Regions from separate parts of the Mus musculus genome. Here region 2 is linked to region 1. The links are chromatin loops, found by intact Hi-C in ENCODE. Cell type or tissue: gastrocnemius. All regions are shown on one strand. Each heading gives the region's core, and the rest is flanking DNA. Links, peaks and the distances in the headings are about the cores only. Region 1 holds the start of Rasa3 (RAS p21 protein activator 3). Region 2 overlaps Rasa3 (RAS p21 protein activator 3).

Region 1 (5,366 bases), core at 257-5,256:
CCCTGGAGGGTATCATCGACTTCTGCTTGTGATGGCCGATAGCCTTATGGCTGCATGGCTCTACTAGGGCTGAGCTAGACTGACTGGCTGTTTGGTGAGCATCATTCCTCTTTCCTATGGCAGTTCCCTTCAGAACCTGGAGGACCAGTCTGTGCTCCTCCAGCCAAGCTCAGCTTGGAATTTTCATCCCCAGACCATCCCGGTGTTCGCTCCCTGAGTCTCGAGGGTAGTGTGAATCAGACAGCGCGGTGGTCTGCCACGTGGGCAGATAAGCTACAGGGCTCTCTACCTAGAACTTTCAGCCTGCTAGAGATGGGTCACAGAAGTGACTCCAGTTTCACAATAAACCTGCTGGCCTCAGGCCCTTCTTCACAGAGGAGGGTGGGAAGTGAACATTGTCCATCTTTGTTTATGAGGGATTTCCTGAGGGCTTTGGACTCCTGGACGCTTCAGCAAGTAGCTGTCACAAGTCTGTCAACTTGCTTCTGGGCGCTTCTAAGCCTCAGCAAAGTCTGCTTCTCTCTCCCTGCCTGACAACCTTTTGCTAACTACAGTGTCAACTCATGAATTAGGCTGAGGTAGTGCAGAAAAGGGCTGTGACAGGGTAGGGACAAGCTATTCCTGGAGGCTGCAGACAAACTACAATTCCTTCCATAGCAAGGGGCAGCTCCTGACAGCCTGGGCAGATCTGACCTGGCACCAGAGCTGCAGCAAGGAGGCTAGTGGCTTGAGTCTGTGGTGATTTATTCCCCTTCAAAATCTATCTGCCTCTTCAGGAACATATCTACTGAACCACACTGACCTCCTGTGTCTCTAGGGGCAGCAGCGGTCTCTGTCCTGGGATGTGTTATTACCATTCACCTTCTATTCTGATACCTTGACTGGCCTTCCCAACAGGGATAGCTCTTAGCCTACAGGCTCAAGGCTTGTATGGGTGTTCGGATGTCTACTAAATTTGCCTACACAAACTTCATATTCAACACAATAGTGCCTTCATGAAGCTGAGTATGAGTTAGACTACTGTGAGCCAGTCCTATGAAGGGCTCAGTTGGTTTTTTAGCTTTACAAGTCTGCATTGCATTTGGAGCAAAATGACCTTGGGACTGCAAGCCCTAGCCATCCTGGAAAGATCTAAGTGAAACCCTCTGCTAATCAGCTGCCTGCCCTTGGGATGCCCTTGAGCGGTCTAGCGTGCACCTGTGTGGAGCAGGCACCTCCCGGGTGTCCTCCTCAGAATTCAGCTTCATCTTCGGTAGCAGGCCGTCAGTGTGGAAGCTGCTCACTCTGACTGATTGCCTTTGGTTTTATTAATTAATCCAGGGGAAGCCTTCTCCTGGGAGTGTCTGTCTCTCTCCTGGCTCTCCTGTCCTGGTGGCCATGATGCTACCACATCCTCTTTGATGCTGATGGTTACCAGCTTTCCTGTCAGCTCCTGGTCCCCTTTCTGCCCCTGTCCTCGCTTTTGTCAGGGCCTAGCTCTGCGGCAGCTCAGGGTTAGCTCGTCTAGTCCTTCTACGGGCATCTGTCCCTGTGGGAAGTGCCAGTCTTGGTCAGGTGGTCTGGAGTGGGTAAGAAAGAAGGCTGCACAAGCCAACAGACAAGGCAATAAGTAGCGCTCTCCAGTGGCTTCTGCTTCTGTCAGTCCTTGCATCCAGGTTCCTGCCTTGACTTGATGATGAACTCTGAGGAAAATAAACCAATTCCTCCCCAAGTCCTTTTGTTGGAGAAGGGTCTACTACAGGGTTTCTCTGTGTACTTCTGGCTGTCTTCAAACTTACTCTGCAGATCTGGCTGGTCTTGAATCCAGAGATCTGCCAGTCTCTGTCTCCTGCACTGAGATCACCACCTCTCCCCTCCCCATCTTATTTATTTATTTATTTATTTATTTATTTATGGTTTCCAAGTTGTTTTTGGTCATGGTGCTTTATCACAGTACAGCAGCCCAGCTAAAGCAGTCTTTTGGTGATTTTGTGTCCTTCCCCACCACCACCCCCATCCCTGTCCAGTCATGTGCCTCCTACCCAAGTTCTCTACCACTAAGCTGAGTTCCTGAGCCGGAGATTCAGGGTTTTAGATGTGTTAACCCAGAGCGGCTCCCTCTCTTCCCAGTCAGAGCCTGTCTATGGCACAGCAGCTTCTGGAGGGTTCCAAATCAGCTTCTCTGGAGTTCCAGCACCTTCCTGGGTGTCCTGCCTATACACTGTATTTCTGCTCTTTGGCTGCTGGTGAGAGAGCTACCGTATAGCACCAAGGGATTTTTGTGTCACACCTTTCAGTTGGTGTATCAATGACCTAGCCTCCTGACTCCTCAAGCGATGCCACTTCCGTTTTCAGTCCTACCGAAAGGCAGGCCTCCTTCAAACCCACTGCAGAGGCTATCTCTACCGCCACTCCCCACCCACCAGGGCCTCTGGGAGACACTTCTGTGACTACTATAAGGAACGAGGGACTAGAGCTCTTGGCCCTCTAGGAAAGCTGGGAGTTATGCCAGCTGCAGGAAAAACTTAGTGGAGGGATCGGGGATAGGACCTCACAGTATCGTTGTAGAGATACAACAATTCTAAAGTTGCATACCAATCAAATTGCCAGTAAGCACCAGGTTTGAAGGTTCTGGAATGCTAAATTCAAGGGCCGCGTTGAGGCTGCCCAAGCACACCACAGGGTAAGCAGGGACTGCTTGCTGGGCACAGGGTCCACTTGCCCTCACTTTGACAGCATATCACCTTCTGATTTCTCCAGAGCGATCGGCAGGTGTCACTTTTCTCAGTCGCTGAAGCTGGGGCTAGAGGAAATCTTTTCCTTTCATACCTTTTGTTTGAATATAGCTTTTTAGATTTTAAGTGCGAGTCGGTCTTACGGGACCTGGCGGTCAAAACACAGATCAATACTCACGATCTCTCTTTGTCCCAGGTCCAGAGAGACCGGACCAGCGAGGGCTGTGAAGAGGGACCGCTTCAGGGGCACTCCAAGGCAAGTCCCTTCCGATCCCGCCTTAGAGTCCGCCTCCGCCTCCTTACAGACCCGACCAATGGAATGCAGTGTTTGACAGTAGGCGGAGTCGTACTACCCCACCCCATGCAGAGCCTTAGCCAATGAAGATCGGGGCTCTGGCGAAGGAAGGCGCCCGCAGCCCCGCCCCCGAGCTCTGCCAATGGAAGGGCGCGAGGCGGTGCACCCGGTCAGAGCGCGGACCGCAGCGCGCGGGGCTCTGGGGGCATCCGCAGCTCGGCTCCGTCTGCCGGCTTCTTCCCCTGTCTTGTCCCCCTTCTGCGGCCGCGCTGCCGGGCCCTCGCGCGTTGGCGAGGTCGACAAGCAGCATGGCGGTGGAGGAAGAGGGACTGCGGGTCTTCCAGAGCGTGAGGATCAAGATTGGTGAGGACCGCGGTGGCGTGGGCAACTCCCCAGACCCCTGTTCTTGGTATCCGGCCGGGCTGGACCGGCTCCTCGTGTTTCTCCGCCTAGACTGCCCGGTTCTCCGTGGCATTGCGGGGGAGGAGGGACCTGTATCAGGGGGCGTCTGTTTGTGGGAGTGAGCGCGCGTGGTTGCCTGCGTGTGTCCGTGTGCGCAGCACCGCTCCAGATCCCAGGCGCCTGACTTTACATGCACGAGCACGCGCGGATCCGTCTGGGTGCTCCCACTTCAGGGATCGGGTCTACTGATGTCAGTCTCCTGGTGTCCTCTCCACAGTTGTGCGCAGGAACTTATTTCCCAAGGAGGGGGCGCCCCTTCACCTTTTCGGCTGCTGCAGGCTTCGAGGCCGTGCACGCGCGCGACCGTGTGTGTGTGTGTGTGTGTGTGTGTGTGTGTGTGGTGTCTGCGCGCTGCAGGCCTGGTGATGGAGCCACCAGCACCTCCCCCTCCTTTCATTGAGAACTGGCCGTGGGAGCTGTGGCCGGCAGGCCTGGCATTCAGGCTGCTCTGGGCTGGTCGGGACTTCGGCAGCAACGCTAGGAACGGGGAGTGAAGTGGAACTGGAGAGACCTGGAGAGGACTTCCTGATTTTTTTTTTTTTAACCTGGAGATTTCGTTTTTCCCAGTTGTTTTTTATCTTGTGAGTGACGTGTGAGTCTACTTCCTTACAGTGGTTTTCTGAAGTGACCGTTACACATCAAGTCATTAACACACTGGGCAGGGGCCAATTTTCTTGGAAGGAATTCTGGGTCCTAGTGCACCGTCCCTGTAGTCTTTTCCCTCTGAACTGCGCCCCACATTACTGGCCTGTTCCCATGTGAAAAGGCCCCTAGTGGGTGGCAACAGTCACAGCCTGGTGTCAGTTGTTGATGACATTCGATGCTGTCTGAAGAATGCCAGCTACTCGCAATCAGCGTGTTGCTTCCTGTCCGCTTTATTTTGCTTTTGAATCATCGCCCGAGACAGTTTGATCTTTGGTTCAGAAGCGCTGCGGAGAGCATGTGGTGTTTGGGCTGGAGCAGAGGGCACGGGAGGGATTTCTCTTGCTCTTATGCCTGGAATTGCTGTCAGTTTCCATCTGAGGAAAGGGGCTGCTTTCTGTCCTCTGTGGGCAAAGACTACTTGTGTGAGGGTGGCCAGCTTCAGTTTCCTTCAGCCAGATCCTCTGACCAAGTGAGTCCACCAGGCTCCAGGGGTGCTGTGCCCTTTTGCTCAAGGATCTGGGGAGGTTGCTGTGGAATACTGCTGGGGCAGAATCAGGTCAGTTGGTGAGAAGGGTCCAAGACTTTCTTTCCCTTTCAGTACAGTGTGCTTGCTTCAATCCTAGCATCGGCTACTGTGCACACAGGGAAAGGTTTTAGTTCCATTCAAACAAAGAGGATTTCTTTTCCAGAATGACATAGTAAATAAGACAGGAGGGAAGGAAAGACTTCAGTCTGTCTGCCGGAATCGGGTCTTCACTAGGGGAGCAGCAGAGGGGACAAGTCAGAAGGTCCCTCCTCCGTTGCTAGACGTTGAATAAGGGTATGATTGGAGCCTTCATTGCCTCTGACTGCATAGGGGGATGGTGGCAGTGAGTGAGGTTGGGTAGAGGCGTCTCTGCCTTATCTTTCCTCATCATTTTTTTTCTCAAGAGTATTTACCTGCAGGGCTGCTCAAGAGGGGTGGCCCTGTGCTCTCCGGATGGCGTATGCAGGGAACATAGTAGCTCTGCAGATAGATCCTGCCCTCTCTGGATGGAGTATGCAGGGAACATAGCTCTGCAGATAGATCCTGCCTTCTGTGTCTGAGCACAGATGTGTGTTGGGTTCGCCTTTTGGAATGCAGAAAACATCGGTAGCAACTGGATTGGGTTTGATGTTTCTTGGCTGCCCTGCTTGTTTGATATCACTGGGGTCCCCAGGGAAATCTTATCAGAAGAACAGGACTCCTAGCCAGGTGGGTTAGGTAGCTG
Region 2 (5,366 bases), core at 133-5,132, 82 kb after region 1:
AAATTAACTTCATGGAGAATGAGACTTGAATGCTCTGGCCTCCCCATGGAGATCGCAGCCCTCTTGGGAGAGTCTTTCCTGCTGGGTCTCACTATAACATGCCCTGGACATATGCATTCGTAGCATTCCTAGGGGCCACATGTCTGCGTGTCCACATGTCCTTTTTTTATGCTTTTAAGCCCATTACCTCTCCAAGTCTGAGTTTCTAGGTCTGGCACCTTCTGGCACAAGTACCAGCCACTTGAAGGGCCACAGATTTCCCACAATCCTTGTCTGCTTGTGACACCATCCTTGTGCCTTACAGGGCAAGGTCCACCTGGAGCTGAGACTAAGTGAGGTCATTACGGACACTGGTGTCGTCTGCCACAAACTCGCTGCACGGTAAGTCACCTGGGGAACTGAGGACATACTGCGTTTCTCCAGAGGTGGCCTCTCTCATCCCTCCTGCCCCCCTGGAGCTGATGCTTACCCACCCCGGGCGTGATGTGCAGCTCCTGCAGGTAGCCTGACTTACTCAATCGTACTTCCTACTAATACTTCATACTTCATACCACACTTCAGCTGAGAAGGGGGCCCTGCTTTCCAGAGCTAGAAATAGAAATGAGCAGACATGCAGGGGGACTGGAGCAACAACAGTGAGGTCACGTGGGTGGGTATGGACACATGAGGTCACTCCTAGCTAGAGTTAATCCCTGGACTTAGCAGCAGAGCACTCGGCAGCACCTCTATAAGGGTAGCAGGCTCTATAGCTATCTGTGGCTCCAGGGGAATGTAGATAGACACATTCCACTTTGCATTCAGACTTCAGGTCGGCTCCACCCTGGCACTGTACACCAAGTTGAGACCTGCCCTTTCATATCATGCCCCTAAATATACAAGACAGATTCATTGCTTCCTCTCCTTCTATCAAGTGCTACTCCACTATAACAAGATGGCTTTCAGGTCTCAGAGGCGCCCCCTCTCCCTCCACGAGGGACTCAAGCTGTGTCTTGGAGAGTCTTCCATGTGGTTGGGCAAGTAGAAGTGAGCTCTGGTGATTAAGAATGCCACCATGTTTTTCTGTTACTGTAACAAAATACCCGAGGCCAGGCAACTTACAAAGAACAGAGACTTGTCCACCACAGTTAAGGCCTTGTGCTGTGTCCTAATACAGAGGAACACCCCACAGTGAAACTGACAACCGGCTGGCTACTGGCTGAGCCTTCATCTCGCTACCCTGAGTGTGGTGGCTGTGTTTCAGGAGCTGTAAGGAGGCCTCAGCCAAGAGAAAAAGTCTGTTTGCAATAAAGATATAGGAGAGTGATCCTGAGAAAAGGGGGTCAGAGACTAATCCTGCCGTGGCCACTGGACACACCTAGCCGCCTTCAGCTGTCCAGTAAAGATGAAAAGGGAAGGTTAGCAACCCCACCCCTCAGTGCAGCAGTGGGACCCAAGCTGCCCACGTAGGCTTGGTCAGGAATTAGTGTAGATGCCACCTTCCGAGACATCTCCGTATACTGTGTTTCCCTGTTGAGCTCCTCACTGGTAATATGGTGCCATAACTCAACATCCCCGCACCAACTCAGCGAAGGCACATCTTGAGGGTTCAGTTGAAGAGCAAAGCCCATGACTATTAAACACACAACGCCACAGTTCTTGTACTTTAAACTCAAGATTTGGGGACTTACTGGGTTTCCAATTCTTCCTTTCGGGACTGGAGACTTGGTGGACGTTTTCTTATTATTCTCATTCACACAGATATGTCCTTGTGGCAGAACCTTCCCCTAATGAGTAAAGATTTCAAGGGACCAATCACTGGGCGGGACAGAGGCGGGACTTCTGGGTGGGAGAGAGGAAGATGGGAGGCAGGAGAAAGATACTTTTCTGCCAGTGCCATGACGGCGGTAGCATGGATTACCATTTAATTTTCCACGCAACATGCCCTGTGTTCGTGAACCTTGATTCCTGAAAAGTTGGACTTAGACAAGTGCACAGTGTGGGGCTATCCCTGATTCTAAGCCAGATAAACATGGCTTCTGGATCTCAAGGATCCCAGATTTGGGCTGCAGAAGGCTTGGTGGTTAAGAGCATCTGCTGCTCTTGCAGAGGACCAGCGTTTCATCCCCAGCACCCACTCTTGGCTAGTTCACCAGCTCCGGAGCCAGGGAACCCTTAGTGTTCTTCTAGCCTCCTAAACTTCACAGAGGCTAACATCTGCCTCAAAGGCCAGTATCAATGGAGACGGGAACTAAAAACCAAGAGTCAGCCGAAAGCCTAGATACGGAACTCACAGGCCGGTGTAGGCAAATACTGGTGTCAAAATACATAGACAACCGTGATCCGTCACTGTAGATCTCCTGCCTATAGGCAGTTGTGGGATTCCAGGCTGAGAGCTTGCACTCCCAGGAGGCAAGAGGGGACCCATGAAGGAGTTATGAGTGCAGGCCTCTGAGCAGCAGAGGGCAGTGCTGGCCCTGGGTGACACGCTGGTACTTAGCTGTCTGTCACCTAGGTGCTTTGGAGAGGCTGTGATGGTGGTAGCCAGAGGGCTCGATACCCTAAGACGTAGTTTGATGAAGGCCACCTGCTTGGACCCCTGTCCTTCGGCAGCATTTGGTAACTGCTGATCCACATTCTTGCCAGAACTTGCCAGGCTATAGCACACCTGGCCCGGTAAGTACTGGCTTGGCACATCCTTTCCCTGACCACTGTCTTCTGTGTCTCAGCATCTTCGAGTGCCAGGGTCTCCCCATTGTGAACGGGCAGTGTGACCCTTACGCCACAGTGACGCTGGCCGGACCCTTCAGGCAAGTTGTCCCTTTGATGCCCTGCCCTGCCAGTTTCAGTTCTGGGTTATGGGGGCTGGGGGGTGGGGGCGGGGTAAAGCCCTGGAGCCAAGAGGTTGGCACCTTTTTTAACGGGAGGGCAGGTATACTTTGAAGTAGGATGTGTTTTATAGATTTATAGGTTTATTGCTGTAAACTGTCTTTGTTTCCCGGAAAGCCTTTGTGAGCCTTGTACTGGGTATTTTGGGCTCAGAAAAGGTCCCTGCTTTACATACCATCTGGGAGTGGAGAGAGACAATACTTGCGAGATAAATAAAGGTGGTAAACAACTGTATGCTTGACAGCTTGGTTTCAAACCCATCTGGAGCTGACGGCCATTTTTTTTTCTTTCTCCCAACCAATCCTTCCTTTCTTCACTACAGGTCTGAAGCAAAGAAAACGAAGGTGAAGAAGAAAACCAACAACCCCCAGTTTGACGAGGTGTTTTATTTTGAGGTCGGTGCTTCGGTGGGAAGAACCTTGAGCCTCAGCAGAGACCCGGAGCAAGTCACATGACTGTGTCTCGGGTGCTGTCCTGGCCCAGCCCAGGGAGCCTCGGATCTGGATGGCATTTGGTTCCCTTAGAGATTCCCTCAGTCTCAGGAGACCAAAGCCAAGTGTCTCTTCCTGAGCCATCTGGCTCCAGTCAGAAGAGGCAGATGGAATGGCCGAGTCACAGTTACCAGGACACAGGGTTGGGTTGTTTGGCTTTGAGGCTTGTGCTTCACCACAGCTTCCCCAAGCAGGGCGAGGTTCGTTTCTCCGGAAACGTGAGGGTTTGAGCAAAAAAAGGGGAAGTGATTCAGCCCAGAGCACCCTGGGGCCTCTCGGAACCAGAGCGGGCGAGTCAAGAAGGGTGAGGCTGGAGGCTCCTCTCAGCCTTGGTGCCTGTTGTTTGTGCTTCAGCACCAGGTTTGGGGGGGTTGGGGAGACAAGCAAAGCCTCGGTTCCCACCTTCAGAGCCTACCACACAGGAGGAGGGAAAGGGAAAGATGGAGGTGGCTCATAGCCTCATGTTATGGTGATCTGTCCATAACATGCTGGTCCAACTCTGTAACTCCCTTGCACTCAGAAAAATCGCCACAAGTTTAAAGACAGACTGGTCTACATAGCCACTTTTAGATTAAGGGATGTTAAATAGCTAGACCTTAATTTTTAAGAAGTGTGGGATGCCGGGGGTGGGGGGGTGGGGGGTGCCCCAGTCAGTAAAGTATTGGACAAGCAAACATAGAGACCTGAGTTCAGGTCCCCAAAACCCACTAAAAATCCAGGTATGGGCGTGCACGCCTGTGATTCTAGTTCTTAGGGTGAGGAGACAGGTGGGTCCTTGATATTCATTGGCTAGCCAAATCAGTGAAAAGAAACCCTGTCTCAAAAATAACAGTGAGGATCAGTTGAGGAAAGACATCCTACAGCAACTTTTGACCTACACACATACACACACACTGCACAGATACAAAAACACAGTTAATAGATTTTTTAAAAAAAAGCCACACAGCTTCGGTGGCATGGAGGCCTGCTATAGTGCTGCAGAGGGTGGGGCTTCTCAAGTGTGGGTTCCTGAGTAGCCTGAGTGGGGCTCCTGACCTGAGACTGGTCCTGTCAGAGCCATGGGGACTCTGTAATTCTGCATAATCAAGGGTGCTGTGGGATCAAGTTAGGAGTCAGAACAGTGGACAATCTTCAGAGCCAATCCCATGAACTCCTCTGTAATGGAGGCTAGGTGGAAGCAGGGAGCAAGAGGCCTGAAGGCAGGTCTACGGCCTGAGGGGTGCGGGGAGCAGTGGTGGGGAGTAGTACTCCACCACTGTGTGGCTAGGAAACCCTTTCCATACAGGCAGTCGGAGAGCTCACAGAGCGGGACAAGGCAGTGGGCGCTCACTCCAACCGCAGGCTCTCCCGCTATGCATGAACTTGCGGTCAGAAAATATCAGTTTAGTAGGTTTTGAAAATCAAAGCCAGCAGTGTCTGTCCTTGTCTGAGGCCCCTGAAGTACCTCCACTGGGCTGTTAGGGTATGGTAGGAGCGAGGGCAGACTCTTCTAAAACCATATCTGCTCTGGTGGCAACCTCATTTCTACCGTGTACCTACCGTGTGAGACCCTGCATTTTGGCGCTGTGTGTGGCCAATTTACTTGCTAGAGACATGAGCTCCAGCACATAGGATTAACTCAGTGTCTTGGAGAAGCTTGAGAACCACGTCGTGGGCACCTATAAGACTGCCAAAGGCAGGCGGGGCCCCTGCCCCTCCCATTTCAGACTCCAGGTGCTGCTGTTGCTGCTGTCAATCTTTCCGTCCTGTGACTCAGCAGCTACACCCAGCTTACAAGACTTAGCAGGGCTTGAAATCACTGTTTGACTTAAGCTGGAGACAGATTTGGGGGGGCATGGGAGGAAAGTTAACTGCCTGACCGACTGTGTAGCCCCTCATAGAGTGCATGTTAGGAGGAAGTAGCTTCCCCATCAGTTTTCTCCTAGGCTTCCCTTAGGGTCCTCCTTGCTGGGGAGAGAGGGTGGTTGGAAGCCCGGAGCCTGCCTGGGGAGGTGACACTTCAGGGATATC

Evidence for each region. A loop is a pair of places that touch in the nucleus more often than their neighbours do. Peaks named below come from ENCODE experiments on the same cell type or tissue, not always from the same donor. Only the 100,000 strongest peaks of a DNase experiment are listed, where the experiment ranks them.
Region 2: a loop joins it to region 1, with 4 times the contacts of the local background. A loop is called at or near these places in 26 of 42 quality-filtered maps.

What each region holds. Positions count from the first base shown.
Region 1 is chr8:13,675,399-13,680,764 of GRCm38, reverse strand. It overlaps Rasa3 (RAS p21 protein activator 3), which reads left to right and starts at 3,178. Exons shown (of 24, transcript NM_009025.2): 1 at 3,178-3,372. The coding sequence starts at 3,318. In gastrocnemius, for the core only: CTCF peaks have their summits at 2,747, 3,705 and 4,247; DNase peaks (open chromatin) are centred at 3,121, 3,692, 4,198, 5,109 and 1 more place; H3K4me3 peaks cover 2,799 bases; H3K27ac peaks cover 2,682 bases.
Region 2 is chr8:13,593,229-13,598,594 of GRCm38, reverse strand. Rasa3 (RAS p21 protein activator 3) reads left to right here. Exons shown (of 24, transcript NM_009025.2): 5 at 305-381; 6 at 2,706-2,786; 7 at 3,188-3,260. Among named protein-coding and RNA genes, the nearest start is that of Gm34795, 12 kb to the right of the region's middle. In gastrocnemius, for the core only: a CTCF peak has its summit at 2,449 (motif pointing right); a DNase peak (open chromatin) is centred at 3,471; H3K27ac peaks cover 2,304 bases.